Regions from separate parts of the Mus musculus genome. Here region 1 is linked to region 2. The links are chromatin loops, found by intact Hi-C in ENCODE. Cell type or tissue: gastrocnemius. All regions are shown on one strand.

Region 1 (8,000 bases), 51 kb before region 2:
ACTAGGACCACTTGCTCAGGGATGACACTGCCCACAGTGGGCTGGGCCCTTCCATATTATTAATTAAGAAAATGCCCCTACAGACTTGCCTAAAGGGGACTCCAGTGGATTTTCTCAATAGAGCTTCCTTCTTCCCAAATGATTAGCTTGCATCAAGTTGGTTAAAAACAAATCAAAACTAAAGAAATACAATCATATACATTTACCAATTTAAAAACTATTTGGCGGTAACCAAAAGTATCATTATCACTTAAAAGCAGTCTGCTGGTTTCAAGGTTTTACCAGGTAAGCAAATGTGCACTCATAATCTAAGACAGGTACTGTTGTGCAAATGGGCTGGGTCCTCCAGGAGGGAGGGGACTTGACTGACGCATTATGTTTTCCCTGGAGTAGCACAACAAGTGGCTGTGGATCAATGACTCCTTCATTGGCTAAATGACACAGGGAGAAACCCAGCCTCTCCTTGCTACAACCTTATACCTAGATCTGGCAACAGAAGCCAGCAGCCTCTGAGTCACTGGCAATCCAGATGTGAAGGAGGAGGAGGAGGATTGGTTGTAACCAAATGGCTCTATCAGGAGTCAGACAATCCAATAGAAAAAAAAATTGTTTGAACCTTTTCTCAAAATCACAGACCCTCTTTAGAAAGATAACAAATCTTGAGTATATAAGCCAAAAGTCATAATGTTTAATGGCATCTATATAGCATGTGTTTATGAAATGACCTCAGGATGTTGGCCAGGAGCCACACACTGGAGTATGATTTTCTGGTACCAGAATTCAGGGTGAGAGAGTGAAGTTACAAGACAGGTTTTGTAAAGTTACAGAATGGGTTGGCTTCCGTTTGGAAGTGGTGTGTGTGTGTGTGTGTGTGTGTGTGTGTGTGTGTGTGTGTATGCCTTTTCTTGTTATTGTGACAAGATAAAGCAACTTAAGACAGGATGGGTTTACTTGGACATAGTTTGAGGGCACAAGCCACCTGCTGTGGGTAGTGTAATGGCGTGAATGGCTGTTGATACGCTGGGAGAACCAAGTAGCAGGTTGTTACATTGTGTTCATCTGCAGTGCGGTAGCAGAGAGATGAACACAGGTGTTTAGCTCACGTCCTCCTTTTCATTCAATCTGGGATCACTGTGTCTGGAAACCCCCTCAGAGTCAAGCCCAGAGCTGCGTTTCCAAAGTGATACTAAATCCAATCAAGTTGATAATGCAGATTAACTCTAGGGGGTGGGGGGGGGGGAGACTCAGAAAGGAGGAGCAATGGCTTTTCTCAAATAGCCTTTCCTCTCCGCTACCTCTCGTGTTCCTGACAGTCCCACACCAAATAACTGGTCGATGGAGACCAGAGTGGTGTTACATGAGACAGAATATCCCTAGAACAGTGGCAAGTACATGTTTTTAATGATTTAGAGTGTCTCCTTCAATTTCTGAGTTCTAAGGGCCCTCTCTTGCCTCTTCTTGATCCCATTGTGACAAAGAACTGAAGGCTTACCAAACACTAAACCAACAGCCCAGCCTTCCATGCTTACTCTGCTGAGCCCTACTCACTCTAGTCTGATTACAAACCATATCGGGGGCCATGCCTGTCACTCTGATGGGGACTACTGAGTCACCCTTCTCCCACCTTTCTGCTGCATCCCAAGTGCCAGCTTTCTGTAGCTCTGGAGGTTAACCCATTACCAATAGCACATCCTTCTAATGGGATACACTACAAAGATGGGAGGGGCACTAAAGTCTCGGGCTCACCTCCCCCTCCTCCTCCCCTTTTTTGAGACTAGGTATCACTGTGTAGCTCTGGCTGTTCTGAACCCCCCTCTGTAGACCAGGCTGGCCTAGAACTCACAGAGATCTGCCTGTCTCTGCCTCTCAGGTTCTGGGATTAAAGGTGTGGGCCAGCAGTGCCTGGCCAGTCTCATCTCTTAGTAAAATAGCTAGGCAAACATTCCTTTGATGTCACAGTCTTTGCAGTACCTCAGAGGGCTGAGACACGCGGGTGAGGAGACTTTCTAGGAGATGTGTGATCTGTGTACCCCCTTCCCCCGCTTTAAGCAGCATGAGAGTTTGACTTTAAGATGCCTTCTGCTGCTATGTGAGCCTAACACAGATGCTTCCAGAGACACTCATGTAAAGCTAAGGTCTTAGCCCCTCCCAAACCGTACCATCTTTATTCGGAGCTGCCCCCCTTTAGTTTTCCATGGAGGCCAAGACCTCAAAGAAGTCTATGTCTGGCTTACATGCTCAGCTCCTTACAAAGACTGCTGACACCATGTCTTCTCTGGAAGACATCTTAAGAGGTCTTTAGGCCACCTGGCTCTGCTCTATGCAAGTCTGTGTCTAGTCCTGGGAATCTTCGAGGCGCACTTAATTTGTAGGTTAGGAAGAGGGGATGCAACTAACATAGGGAAAGTTGAAGTATTCTTGAGTGACCTCTTACACCTCTCCCCTCCATCTCCCCCAAAGTGGGTTTCCCTGTATAACCCTGGCTGACTAGGAACTTTTTTTTTTTTTTTTTTTTTTTTTTTGTAACCCAGGCTGGCCCGTGTTGGGGGATGGTCTTGCGCTGTGTATTCTGATGCTGATTTCCACGCCAGGACAACTGGTTGCAGTCGGGACTTGGCGTGGTCAAGCATCTCCGGTCTTGATGTTATGCAAAAATTGTTTTCCCTCAGGACTGGAACTCTGCGGTCTGCCTGCCTCTGCCTCTTGAATGCTGGGATTAAGGGTGTGAGCCAGTATGTCCGACCAGAACCCCTACTTTAGAAGTAACTGTGAATTAGGGATTGAATCCAGGGCCCTTATCTTTCCTCTTAAAAATCAAAAACTTCTCAAACGAATTTCATAACCTCAAGGCTATTGAAATGTTCCCTGCGGGTTACAGGTATCGCCCAGTCACCTGTCAAGTACAGCTCAAATCCAGCAGAAGCTCTGGTGAAAAACAATGTCTGGGGCCTTGAAGCTGTCGAAGTGCTTAAGGTTTTTTATTGTCTGGTCTTTCCCTCCCTCCCTCCCTCCCTCCCTCCCTCCCTCCCTCCCTCCATTCCAATCTCAAGAGAATATATAAAATAAAGCAAACAAAATATGTTTATATTTTATTACTACTGTGTCTACCAATTTGAATTTCTTATTATTAAGACCCAGGGTGTCTGGATGTAGAAATGTCATAGGAAATCATCCACCAGCCTCCAAGAGTGAAAAGGGTCTGGTCTTTGAAATCACCCTCAGGTGTGTCAACTGATTTCCAAGTGCTCAAGCACTCATTCTTTCAGATACCTCCCCAAGACTTTCAAAAAGTATCCACCTTCTTCATGCTTAAACAAACTTAAAAATCGCCCCCACCCCAAGACACAGTCACACACACAGTCTCTGGTTATAATTTTACTAGGAAACTTGTGTTTAAGAATAGTTCGGGAAGCACAAACTTTAGATACCAGGGCAGCCCAATTTGAGGGACCGTGCTTTCTCCGCAATTCACAACTATGGAGCCCGTTGGCTCTTTCCCTAGCCTTCAAAAATCCATGGCTGCCCTTCTTCCTTCTGGAGATTTTCCTGCAGAAGTAGGAAATGGGAAAGTGTCTAAGATCAAAGCAGGAGTGGGCATCTCACAGGTGGAAAGGCCAAAGAACCCTCTGACTGCCTAGGGAAGAGGAGACTTCATAACACCACGTCCTGCAGTTGGCTGTATCCTTCGAACCCCGGAAGAGCACATCCAGTGATTTGGGAACACGCTATCAACACATCCCAACATCACACTCAGGAACTCTCTGGGGAGCCCACGGTGATACTGGGGTATTGAGAGCGGGCAGAGGCCTGAGGGAGCTCCAAGGCTCTCCTCTCAGGCATACACTTAAACCTAACAGTCTACCACGAGCACCTCAAAACCCACAAACCGGTTGAGGAAGACACAGGCAGGAGCAACCCTAGATCATTTTTGTCCCAGTTTCTCCCACAACTTTCTGCCACTCGGGACTCAGAAGTCAAGGTCAGTTTGGCCAAAGAGAGCGCACCTCCAAGGCAGACAAGAACAAGAGCCGACAGGGTCCTGGGGATCATTACCGCCGGCCGAAGGGAGCCAAGTGGATGGTTTAGGGGACTATAGCAGCACCCGGAAGCGGGGGGGGGGGGGGTTGGCTGGGCGCTCGCTGCACGCCCTAGCTGCGCTCGCGATCTCCGACCCAGCGCTCCTGCCCTAGCCTAGCTCTTAGGGGAAAAGTGAGGCTGAAAGGACACTGGCGCAAAGGCATACTCCGAACTTGGGTAGCAGATCCCCGCCATTACTCAGTCCTGCGCTAACTGCGCTTCCATTTGGAGTCCCATATAGTTACTCGCCACCAGCGACCTCAAAAACAAGTCGCAGTTCTGCGGAAGGAGGAGGAAGGGCAGGCGGGCGCCCGAGGAGCGCAGCTCCAGAGAAAGGGGAGGGACGGGGTCAGGGCAGAGGCTGTGGCCGCGCCTCCCTATTGGCCGGGACACGGTGGGAAGTCGGGGCAGGCAGCCAGCGTGCGGGGCGGGGCTTCTCTGGAGCCCCGCCCCCGGCCCGCCCCCAGCCCGATGTCCCACTCCCGCGCCCCTCGCGCCCTCCCGCGGGCGGGCCGTCCGAGTTTTTAAAGTGGGCTGACAGCCGAGGAGGCCGGACATTCGAGAGCGGCCGGTGTACAGCTCCGGAGTCCGCAGCGCTCCGCTCCAGCTCTCCTGAGGCGGCCGTACAATCCTCGGCAGTGTCCTGAGACTGTATGGTCATCTCAGCGGCCGCACTCGCTTGCCCCCGGATTTTTTTCCAACTTGCTCTCTTCGAGCCATTTTTTTTTCTTTTTTTCTTTTTCTTTTTTTCTTTTTCTTTTTTGGTTGGTTGGTTTTGATTTGTCAGATCCCAGAAAAGTGACTCCTGTTCGGGGCTAAACGGAACTCCAGGTCCCTTGTCGCTGCTCTCTCTCTCTTTTGGCGTCTTACAACCTCCTCCCACTCCTTTCCCCGGCCCCGCCTCCTCCTGCAGGTTCCTCCCCGTCACCCCCCTCCTCCCTCCTCCTCCTCCGCACCTAGCCAGCCCTCTGCAAACTTCCACCTGATTGAGCGGGACTCTCGGACCTGCGAGCACTAAAGACCTTTCACACCTGCCCGGGCGACAGAGAGCTGCGGAGGGCCACAGCAAAGAGAGCGGCTGCAGCCCCTACGGGGTTAAGGAACCCAGGTGCTCCGGGTCTCGGAGGGCCACGGCGACAATGACAGCTGACAAGGAGAAAAAAAGGTAAGCGGGAGTCAAAGCTGGCGACCGACTTGGTCCCAGGCATTGGCGGAACTGCGCGTGGCGGGCGCGACCCGGGGCAGTCGGGAGAGGGGTGCGAGAGTTCTCGGAGGCTGGAGGACCGCTGTTGAGGGGCTTTGAGTAAGCGAGTCGGTGATGCCTTTAGGGACAAGGAGCTGCGGTGTCGCAGTAGAGTTGCAAAGCGGATAGTTCCGAGACCTTGAGACACGGAGAGATGGCCCTGGAGGTCAGGGGTGCTTCCGCGGCGCCTTCCAAAGTCTGTCGTCCCTGGAGCACCAAGCTTCCCTAGCGAGTGTTTTGAAATGTTTCTGGGCTGATGCCCTCGACTCTTAGGGTTTCCATGCTGGAGCAGTAGACACGCCTTTCTTTTCCTAAGACCCTCTAGGTCTTTCCGAGAGCGTTCCTATGCGGGCTTTGCGCCCCAAACTAGCATGGAACAGAGGGCAAAGCGCAACTCTGGGGTGCGCCCTGACCGAGAAGCCGGAACACTGTCAAGGGTCCTGCTCCAGACGGCACCCAAGTTTGTTCAACCCCCTTAACCTTACCCTACACCTAGACTCCGGCAGAGAGTGGGGAGTGAGTGACCTGGATTGCCCTGCGGGGGCAGGTGCTCTAGTGTGCAGAGAGAAGACCGTGACACCCGGCGGCTCCGAGTGTCTGATTCTTAAGACGAAGGGCAGCCACGAAGGTTTGTCCTCGCGAACCTTTCGGCACTGGGTGAGAGGCAACTCGGGGCAACTCGCGCTGCCCTCGAGCCTCCTTCAATCCGCCCCGCATCTGGTGACTTGACACCCAGCTCTAGGAGCTGAGGTGGGAACACACTGTGACCCCGCCGCAGACCTGGGTACATTCTCGTCGCCTGCAAAAGTTTATAGCTGGCCGCCTGGCACTTTGCTCCTGTTTCGATCGGTGCGTGCCGTGGGTTAGAGCTTCCAGCACTGCGCTCCGTGGCGACTTAGCTGGGGTGTCCGGAATGGTACGCGTGACCGCAGAATGGCGCGAGCTGCCAGAGATCCGTGGCCAGACTGGAAAAGACTGGCGGTGAGGACCCAGCCCCGAGCAAACGGGCTTTTTGTTTGGGCTTCCACTTAGGGACATGAGCCAGGAACTGTGTATCCTCTGGTCGAAAGCTGCAGCTCCCACCTCAGGGCACCGATAAGGAGTTGATAAACTCCAGCGAATCGCACCCGTCCTGGCCCGGCGCCCGCGCCCTGCGCTGGCGGATCTCTAGAGGGGGAAGGTATTGAGTCCGGTTCTAGATTCCCCATTATCGCCCACCAAACAACTCTGAGGTTCTGTGTACTTTGAGGGTAGAGAAGGAGAAGCAAGAGAGAGAGAGAGAAAAAAAAAGACTAAGATTCTAGCTCAAACTGTAAAACCAGCCAGAGGGTAATCACAAACCATCAAAACCGCGAAGTTGGACAGCAGAGTAGCCAGGAGCACTTATTGAACACTTTATTACTGCCTTGTCTATGGGTGACTGTCGCGTTTGTCCGAGATGAGACCTGACAGTAATCAGTGTCAAGTGTCATCTTGCTCTTAGGTCTATCAATCCTTGGGAGAGTCAGGGATCAGTGGGGAAAGCTATTTCCATACCCAGCTTGCAGAGACTCTTTGCCGAGGGCTGGCAGGGAGTATAGTCAGAGCCTAGAAGAACGTTGCATAATGACACTACAAATTATCCACAACAGCGGCCACTTTAAGAACCAGTGTGACACAGACTGTGAACCTCCTAGGAATCTTCGGCCTGTAGTGCAGTGCCCCAGTGGTAGCCAGGCCCGCAGGGTGTGTGTGTGTGTGTGTGTCCAAAAAACAGGGCAAGCAGTGTAGGTTCAGTGTAGGTTCAGACTTCCAAAGCCTGTTAGGATAGTGGTTTTGAGATTCTGGTTAAATTGACTGACTTCTTGGGGGCATCAATATGTAGTTGAAAATTGTGAAGCAGGGCATCAAAAGTTAATGTCCCTTAAATGGCTGCCCAGAGCTTTCCAGAGCGCTTCAGGAAATCAATGTGAGCAGCAAGGGTTCCCGGATTGGTGATACCACCCACTAGTGGTTCAAGGGCCGGTTCTTCTCCAGGGCATAACTGAGCATTTGTATGGTTCCTTCTGGAAACAGCCCTTCCAGAGGCCAGAAGGCTTGTTTTAGTCCCAAACATCCTTGTGTGGGTGGATATATTCCTTCATGATAGTCAGGAGCCAGTCTTTTATTTGTTGGCTGGTTAGCAGACTGGGGGAGCCACAGCAAGCTCTCTTGGAGTTCTCATCAACCCAGCAGGATTCCTGATTCTAGGAAGAGCCAAGTGTGGATGCTCTCAAGTGGGGATTTGTAGAACAATTAAGATAAATGGAAGTGAGGTCTTTGGGTGGCCAGGAATCCAAGTCCAGGCACAAAGCTAGACTCTGGGTCCAAGTACCTTTCAGGAGTGCTTCTGGTATTTGGTGCCAGGGCAAAGATGGGCAAGGAATTGGAGATAGCTGGACCTTCAAGTTTTCTAACTGTGGCTGGCTTCTGATGGCAGCAGATTTAATTGTTCCTCTGTTAAAATAAACCCAAGGTCCATCAGTTTTCCCAGCCGAGGAGACAATGCTGGCTGGGCTTCTTGAGTGAAGCTTATCTCCTAACTAGTGTTCCTTCAACATTTGACAACAGTCTAACCTGGTAGAGCAGTGCTGTACGACACTATCAGCCTGGCATTTAAACTGTACTAAAGATGACTTTCTTAGAGTTTTGGTTTTTTTGT
Region 2 (8,000 bases):
TAAAGACTTCAACCTCCCTTCTTTTAGACAGGACCTCTCGCTCGACTCGAAGCTCACGATTTTAGCTAGGTTGGCTGGCTGGCAAACTCACAGGATCCTGACTGTGCAGGTCAACATTGGGGTTCCGGGCACACACAGCCAACCTGTCAATGCCGAGGACTCGAACTCACATCTTCATGCCTGGGCAGCCAGTGCTCTTATGCACTTAGCCACCCAAGTGGCTCATTGTTTTAAATTTTCACCTATTATATGCATGTGTTTGTGGAGGGGAGGAAAGGACAACTTTTGGGAGTTGATTCTCCCTCCCCACCATGGATAGGGTTCCAACCAAGTTGTCAGGTCTGAATAGAAGGCCTTTTTACCTGCTAAGCCATCGTTTCAACCCTGAACCATAGGTCTTTATGTTTTGTTTTTGTTGGTTAGTTGGTTTGGGGGTTGTGTTTGTTTGTTTGTTTGTTTGTTGTTTGTTTTTTGAGACAGGGTTTCTCTGTATAGCCCTGGCTGTCCTGGAACTCACTCTGTAGACCAGGCTGGCCTCGAACTCAGAAATCTGCCTGTCTCTGCCTCGCAAGTGCTGTGGGTTTTTTGTTTGTTTGTTTGTTTGTTTGTTTTATGTGACAAAAAGTTTAGAGGATCTTTGAGCAGATATCCTCCTGCACTTTGCTTATTGGTGTTGCTGCCATCTCTCTCAGAAACATTGTACACAGCTCTATCTCATTGGACCGCAGAGTCCATGAAACATTGTTGGATGATATGAAAGTCTAGCCTGTTGTACAAGTTATAGCTTTGAAGTAAGTCTAACAAAAGAAACGATGTAAGAGAAAAATCAGAGCGAACTCTAATGTCTTTGGACCCACCTTTTAGCAGTTACGTGTTACAGTGTTACAACATATACTTTCCCAACTCAAAACAAACTACAGACTCATTACTTAGGCAAGTGGAGTTTTGTATACCTCAGAGTTCAAACGCCTAAAAAATACCAGGCTTAGCGTTAGGGCCAGTTTCTTCTTTACTTAGCAGCACACTTCCTTTGATTTTCACAGTAGGCTGCAGTGTGTGGGAATGTTGGGGAGGAAGCCTCCGCGCTGAGAACTCCAGGCTGAGTCGGGCCACAGTTGAGATTCATATCACAGGAAACAAACCGAAACAATAGCTTTACGATACTTGCTTCCACACTGGCCCAGGAGGACAGAACACACTGTGGCGGGAACATGGGTGGAAATATCACTTGATTGTCTTAAATCCAGATGAACCCTGCGCTCTGGGGCTGAAGTGGAGTCGCTTCTGCGTCCCAAGAGCTTTAGACCGCAGTAAATGTATAGAATGTGCATTCGCCCCAATTCTGATTTGAGGCTTCCCAGACTCATATGTAAAAAAATCAAATTCTCATTACTGCAGAGTTGGAGATCAGCACAAAGCCAGGTTTCTAGACATAAATGTCAAGTTTATTTTTGATTATTTTGATTTGAATTTGTTTATGTTTTATTCCTGGCATTTGCCTAGTGAAGTCACACAGTCTGCTCAGGATATGATTCTCCGATCCCTGAGACATTAAAATCCAGGACATGGTTTTAAAGCTTTCACCATGACTTCTCAGGAAAAGTGGGACAAAGGGGACAGAATTACAGCAGCAGATGTGATTTCTGTGCCCTCCTATGCCTTGTGGTAAGACCTGTTTTCCCTGGTTTTCAGCCCAATTGTTTTACTGTCCCACCTCCCCCGGCCCCACCTATACTCAAAATCAAGGCCTTTTCTGTCCTGTTTGGAAGGAGGCCAGTAAGATGATTCATGCCAGGATGTTACTGGCTGAGAGCAGCCAGCGGTCCCTTCAAGAAAGTCTAACCTTGCTTATAGCATTCTCTTAAAGCAAAGAGTCTGGCCAGTCAGCGACAGTCACTGACTGTAGCGCCCCATAGCATTTTATGAAGGCTAGCGCAGCAAGCAAGGGTGGGGGAGCAGGTGTGAAAAGAACAAAATAAAAATCTCCAATGCTGGACTTGTGGGGCACACCAGGAGAGCAGCAGCAAGGCCAGCTGAGATCTATCACTCTGCAGAAAGTGTGAGATAGCCCCAGCCTGCTCACAGTGCGGCATAAGGCACAGTAAGTGGCCCACACTCTTTATGTTTGCCGTCAGTATGCCCGGAAGACGCGTGCACAGCCTTTGAAAGGAAAGACCCTGCGGAGATAACTAAGTAGCAAGCACCAGGGAAGTAGGAAACCTGTATCGGAGCTTGTTAGGAACAAGGAGTTTCTTGAAGATGGAAACATCTAGAAGGATCATCCGGGTGAAGTAAGAAAGCAGCAGCCTTACGGCTGGCACAGCCAGGCCTCAAAGACCCAGTTAGAAGCCACCTGCTCTGCCACCTGCTAGTTCACACAAGGCAAGTGGCTCTACCATACTGGTGTGCCACCCAACATGGGCGGTGCTGCCTAAAGGAAATGAGCAGTGCTCCGGAAAAGGCCCTCCACAGCCTTCTCAGCGGCACATATCCTGGCGGTGGGAGCCATCAAAGCCTGTTTACTGGGGCTATTTTTAGCATTAAAGAATTTCGTGGTCCTTCTCAAAGGAGACAGTTCGTCTATACCAGTTCTTTGAGATTCGAACCCTGACAGATTCTGGGAAGCAAATGGCCAGGATGTAGAACCTGAGCTATTTAGACCACCCAGCCCAGTTCCTTAGCAAGCACCTACTTTATTTTGTACCAATGGTTTGCTCTCCGTTGTTATCAGCATCCCCAGGAGGGGCTTAGGCTCTTCGACAGATGTCTTCCTGGCAGTTTGTTGGTTCCTGAATTGCACCCTTCCTTGCAGTATCCCCAGCTCTCCCTGAGACAGGACTGAGTGTGTAATGAGTGCTGTGAGCCAGGGAAGCCATGGAGGAAAAGCCTTAGTAACTGCAGGGAGGGAGGGAGGTCTGGTGTGCGCAGCCGCCAGGCATAGCAGTTTTTAGCAGAATTGTGACAGGAGGCTCAGGGCTCTGGGTGCAGCAGGGGGATGTCTGCCTCCCTCTTGGCTGGGAGTGACCTAGCCAAGTTCCTTCAGAGACTCCCAGGAGGACAAGCAGGTGCTAAAAGAGCAAATAGTTCCACTGAAGGAAGGGGCCACACCCAAGCTGGGCTGCTCTAGGGTCGCAGGGAAGGGGTGGGGGAGGGTGCTATTGGCCATTGTGACTTCAGTCTCAAGATGTTCCATGTCTGTGGCCCCAGACACCCTTCTCCCTCCTCTCTAAAGGGCAGTCCACCTGCCACTGTAGCCAATTTCGCCACCTCCTGGAAGTAAGCGTGCTGGACAGTTCGGAAAGGCCGCTTGGCTGTGCCGGGCCTGTTAAAAACAGGAAACTTTAAGCAGAACTATTTTCTCTGGGTCTAGTTAACCCCGATAGGTTGTCTTGGGATTACTCCAGATTTTGAAGTCAGTGTTGCCACTGAGATCAAAGAAGCTGAAGTGAAAATAAATTCTCAGTAGGCCTCAGCACTAGCCTCTGTCTGTCTGGAGAAAGTAGCCACCTCGCCCTATAACCCAAATGCAGCTGAAACCTTCTCCGGGCATGTTTCCGGGGTCAGGCACCCTTTGCCCAGACTGGCTGGTTTTCCTGACGTGGGGGATAGTCTTCAGCACGTGGTCTCTGGAGCGACAGCTTTGACACCCTCTGAACACTTTTTGTTGATGTTGTTGTTGTTGTTAAAGGAAGAAAAGGCACTTTTTCAGCTTCCCTGAATTAGGAAGGAAGCCTGGGAGGAGGTAGAACCTTCCAGCACCACCCTGGGTGGGGTGCGGCCTCCTCGTACTAGCCAGGTCTTGGGCTCTGAGCTCAGCTTAAATTTTCAGCAGAGGGTTCCACGTTTTTATTTTACTTTGCACAAATCCCGCAAGTTGCATAGCAGTCCTGGGCCCGCCAGAGGTCCTGGCCCACCCACTCAGCCTTGGCTAGACTTGAACTCACTATGTAGACCAAGATGGCCTGGAATTCACAGAGATCTACCTGCCTCTGCCTCCTGATAGCTGGGATTAAAGACCTGCTCTAACACACCTGGTTAAATCCAGATTTCTAAAGCACACACATATTTGACATTAAATAATGAACAAGAAGAGGGCATAGCCTGTGGTCTGAGGATAACAGCCAGGAGCCGGAACAAGAGCTGAGCTTAGATTGCAGAGGTGGACTTGGTAGTCCAGGACACACAGAGTGCATGGTTGGGGGTAGAGTTCCCCCACAACGCCCCCTAGTGTCTGCCTCTTGTCCCTCACGGCTTTGTGCCTCTAAGTTCCATTCTCTTTCGACTATTCTATGTGCTATCTATCCCCGGACTTATGTCCCCAAAGTGGTGCTCTGAGAAGCCACCTCTCTGCCCCTTGACTGGAAGAGAAGCTTTGGGACACTGGGCTCCCTTATTGTCCCAGTCTCTGATATTGGGCCATGGATCTTCTGCCTCTAGCTGGCCTCTTGTCTGTCCTGGGAGGAAGGCTGTCTGTGTGTCCTGCAGTGGTGGCCCAATCCTGTCCAGTTGCCTGACAGACCTCTCTTTCCATACTCATGTGAACTCACATTCCAGGTGAATTAGCAAATTGCTCTTTCTAACTCTATGAAGAATGGAGCTGGAATTTTGCTGGGGATTGTGTTGAATCTGTAGAATGCTTTCGGCAAGATGGCCATTCTCACTATCTTAATCCTGCCAATCCATGAGTGTGGGAGATATTTCATGTTTCCTCTCCATCCTATGTCTTCTTTTTTAGAGTCATCTCTCCTCTGACTGCTGGAGCTTGTGCTCTCTGTACCCCTTCTTTGGTACCCCATGGTAATGTGCGTGAGGGCTTATTTAGCTTTGTGAGGTTGTGAGCCACGAACTCGCCACCTTGGCTCTGATTTGAGATAGTAATGGTGTCTTAGAGGAGGGAGCAGATGAGGTAGAGCTTGTAGTCGTTGATATCACTTTAAGCAGTTAATTTACTTAACCTTACAATTCATGAAGATGGGAATCGCTATCCTGGTTTGCTGGTGGAGGACTCCAGCGTTCAATCGTTACCCAAAGTCATAAGCAAGTGGGAAGCAGATGTAGGAATAGATACAACATTTGACTCCGAAGCTTGTGAGGTGGTTGAACGTGGCCCTGCACTTAGCTCCTGGGGCTTCCTAACATTCTAGACATCATAGCCTTTGGAAAAATGGCTTGACTCAGAAGTCTTGCACTATAAAATGAGACTGCAAATGGTACATGCCTTGTGCGTTATTGAAAAGCCAATGTAGAGTGTTTAATGCTGGGTCTGTCTGTGGTTGATGTTCCACTTACGTTAGCAGCTAAAATAACTGCTGCTGCTGCTGCGAGGTCTAGCATTCTATCTGTAGCCTCTACCCCCAGCCTTCCTATTGGTACAGCAAATTCTGCTACCACAGAAACCACGCTGTCCCACAGTCATTGTCAATGTGGCCTGGGTGTTCCACCAGGCATGTGGCAAATGTTAGATGGTTGGTAGTGTGCCTTTCCCTGTGCCCTGGAGCCATGCCTGTCCCCTCGGTCATGTCTGTTTTAACACTCGTGCCCCTGTTGTTCATTCCCCTCTCTCTCCAGTCTGCTCTGAAAATGAATCTGAAGCTGAGGCCGACCAGCAAATGGATAACTTGTACCTGAAAGCCTTGGAGGGTTTCATTGCTGTGGTGACCCAAGACGGTGACATGATCTTTCTGTCGGAAAACATCAGCAAGTTCATGGGACTTACTCAGGTGACACCCTCTGCCTCGTTCAGTAGGAAAAACATGTCTTTATTTGGGGATAGACACTAACGGGGGGTCCTAGGCATAGTCTTACTTGACTTTTCCTTATGCATTCCCATATGATGATGACAGTCCTTAGGACTTCCCAATGTCATGGGGCTTGACATTCCTTGTGGCTGCCCTGACAGGTCTCTTCTAGCTAGATTAACTTGGCAAAAGTATAAATCAAGCCCTTGTTGCCATCAACATTGCTCTGATACGTCTGTAAGTCCATAGACCCAATATTGACTGGAGACTATTGATAACCACTCAGTTCATCCCCCTGCCTGTCTCTGAATGCAGACATTATCCTAGCTTCCTCTTGGAGTCCGAATGACTTCATCACTAGGAGTAACAGCATCTGGCCTTGCTTTTGAAACAGGTAGAACTAACAGGACACAGCATCTTTGACTTCACTCATCCTTGCGACCATGAGGAGATCCGTGAGAACCTGACTCTCAAAAACGGTAAAGTGTTCTTCTTTGTTTGCATTCTTCTCATGACCCCCAAAGCCTGCACAAATAGCCCAAATGGATTATGTTCCATAGATACAGTTGGACTAGCTTCTGGGTGAGTATGCAGCTGTTGAGATGAGGCCCAGCACATAGAATAGCTCCTAATGGCCCATCCATGATGCCTGATGTCACACTACGAGGTCAGGGTGCCATCTCTAGGACATTTCATCATCACCTGAGATCAATCATCTCCGCCAAGCGACACCACCCAAACCAATAGCTTCATCTATGCCTGATTATTTATGGGAGCTACAGGTGCCTTTTGTCGTGTATCAAGCCACCCAACACACAGGCTTAAGCAATCTCCCACATTTCTGGGGATTCTGTGGGCAGGTCTCTAGCTCAATGTGACATCAGCTGGATTGCAGCCATCAGGGGCTAAACTAGGTTGAAGTGATTAAGATGGCTCACCTGGTGTGCTGCTGGGACAGTGACCACAGCTCTCAGTCTATGGAGCCTCCCGGTAGCCTTCTTCATATGAAGACTCCAGAGCAACCATCTTGTATGACAGCTCAGGCCATGCATCTTCCTTCTCCCCTGTAAAGTGCAGCTGCAGAAGCCTACAGACCATCCTAGGCCCTAGCCCTGAAATAGGCATGTCACCACTTCTAACCCTATTCGGCTGGCGAGGGAAAGGTTCAGGCTTGCCCTGTGTCTCAGGTCCGTGTCAAGAGGCATGGCCCTTAGGATTACCACTGAAGAGCAGCTATGACGGGAATGTGGAGATTTTCAGAAGAACTAAAACTTTGGTGCTGGAGAGCTGGCTCTGTGGTTAAGAATACTGGCTATTCTTCTGAGGACCTAAGTTGACCTCCCAGGTTCTTTGACTGGTGGTAGGTCACAACTCCAGCTTCAGGGAGATCCAGGGTCCTCCCCTAACCTCTGCAGGTATCTGCACAAATATGCCCATAAACACAAAGGTACAAACTTCAGCAAATCTTTCCAAACCACACGAAAGGAGCCATCGCTGTAGGCAGCAGTGGCTTCCAATGACTGGTGAGATCCTCTTGAACTTGAGAATCTATCACCAGTCTGGACAGACTGCCCACATCAACATCTTGTAAATCTGTCACCTGTCACTACTATGGGGTGTGTGCTCATCCAACCTGAATAGCAAAGGCAGTGATGCCACGCCTGCGAGGCGTGTTCTCGTTGCCTTGTGTGCTGCAAAAGGGGAGGCTTTGTTGGCTCACCTCTCCTGTTGGTACAGAGTACTGTAATCCACACTCAGACTTACAAAGCTTTGTAAAATTATAACCACCTCCCTTTCCAATGCTGCCCCAGCCTCTCATCTGCATTGCTGCTTCCTATCCAAAGACCTTGGTCAACTGGCTTCCAGAGTACATAGGCTGGGGACCACCATGAGTTTATTTGTCTTGCCTGTGGTGCCAAGAAACCCTAGGCTAAGCCACCCAACACATAGAATGATTGGTTCTTGATGGTGAAGGGGCTATTGATCACAGACCTGCGCCACCATACTTGGCTTTCAGAAGCACTTCCTAAATCGGTGTCTCTCGTTGCTTCTCTTCTAGAGAACACTGCTCCCTGGGTTCTTTGTCTCAACTCAACTGCTGACCAAAACCTTTGTTTGAGCATCTGTGAGCTGAACTAAGAATCTCACTCCTGTGCTGTTCAAAGTCTTTCTTTTCAAATCGATGGCAAAAGATGAGGCCAAATCTAGGATCTTTTTGCTTTTAGGTTTCTCTGACTCATAGCTGAGTGTCCTCCACTTATC

What was found. A loop is a pair of places that touch in the nucleus more often than their neighbours do. Peaks named below come from ENCODE experiments on the same cell type or tissue, not always from the same donor. Only the 100,000 strongest peaks of a DNase experiment are listed, where the experiment ranks them.
Region 1: a loop joins it to region 2, with 4 times the contacts of the local background. A loop is called at or near these places in 13 of 42 quality-filtered maps.

The regions. Positions count from the first base shown.
Region 1 is chr17:86,749,067-86,757,066 of GRCm38, forward strand. Epas1 (endothelial PAS domain protein 1) reads left to right here and starts at 4,798. Exons shown (of 16, transcript NM_010137.3): 1 at 4,798-5,242. The coding sequence starts at 5,217. In gastrocnemius, CTCF peaks have their summits at 4,620 and 7,298; DNase peaks (open chromatin) are centred at 4,100, 4,517, 5,052, 5,186 and 3 more places; H3K4me3 peaks cover 4,485 bases; H3K27ac peaks cover 4,659 bases.
Region 2 is chr17:86,799,625-86,807,624 of GRCm38, forward strand. Epas1 (endothelial PAS domain protein 1) reads left to right here. Exons shown (of 16, transcript NM_010137.3): 3 at 5,569-5,720; 4 at 6,133-6,217. Among named protein-coding and RNA genes, the nearest start is that of Epas1, 50 kb to the left of the region's middle. In gastrocnemius, CTCF peaks have their summits at 3,270 (motif pointing left) and 4,236 (motif pointing left); DNase peaks (open chromatin) are centred at 1,883, 2,422, 3,040 and 3,232; H3K4me3 peaks cover 2,614 bases; H3K27ac peaks cover 4,899 bases.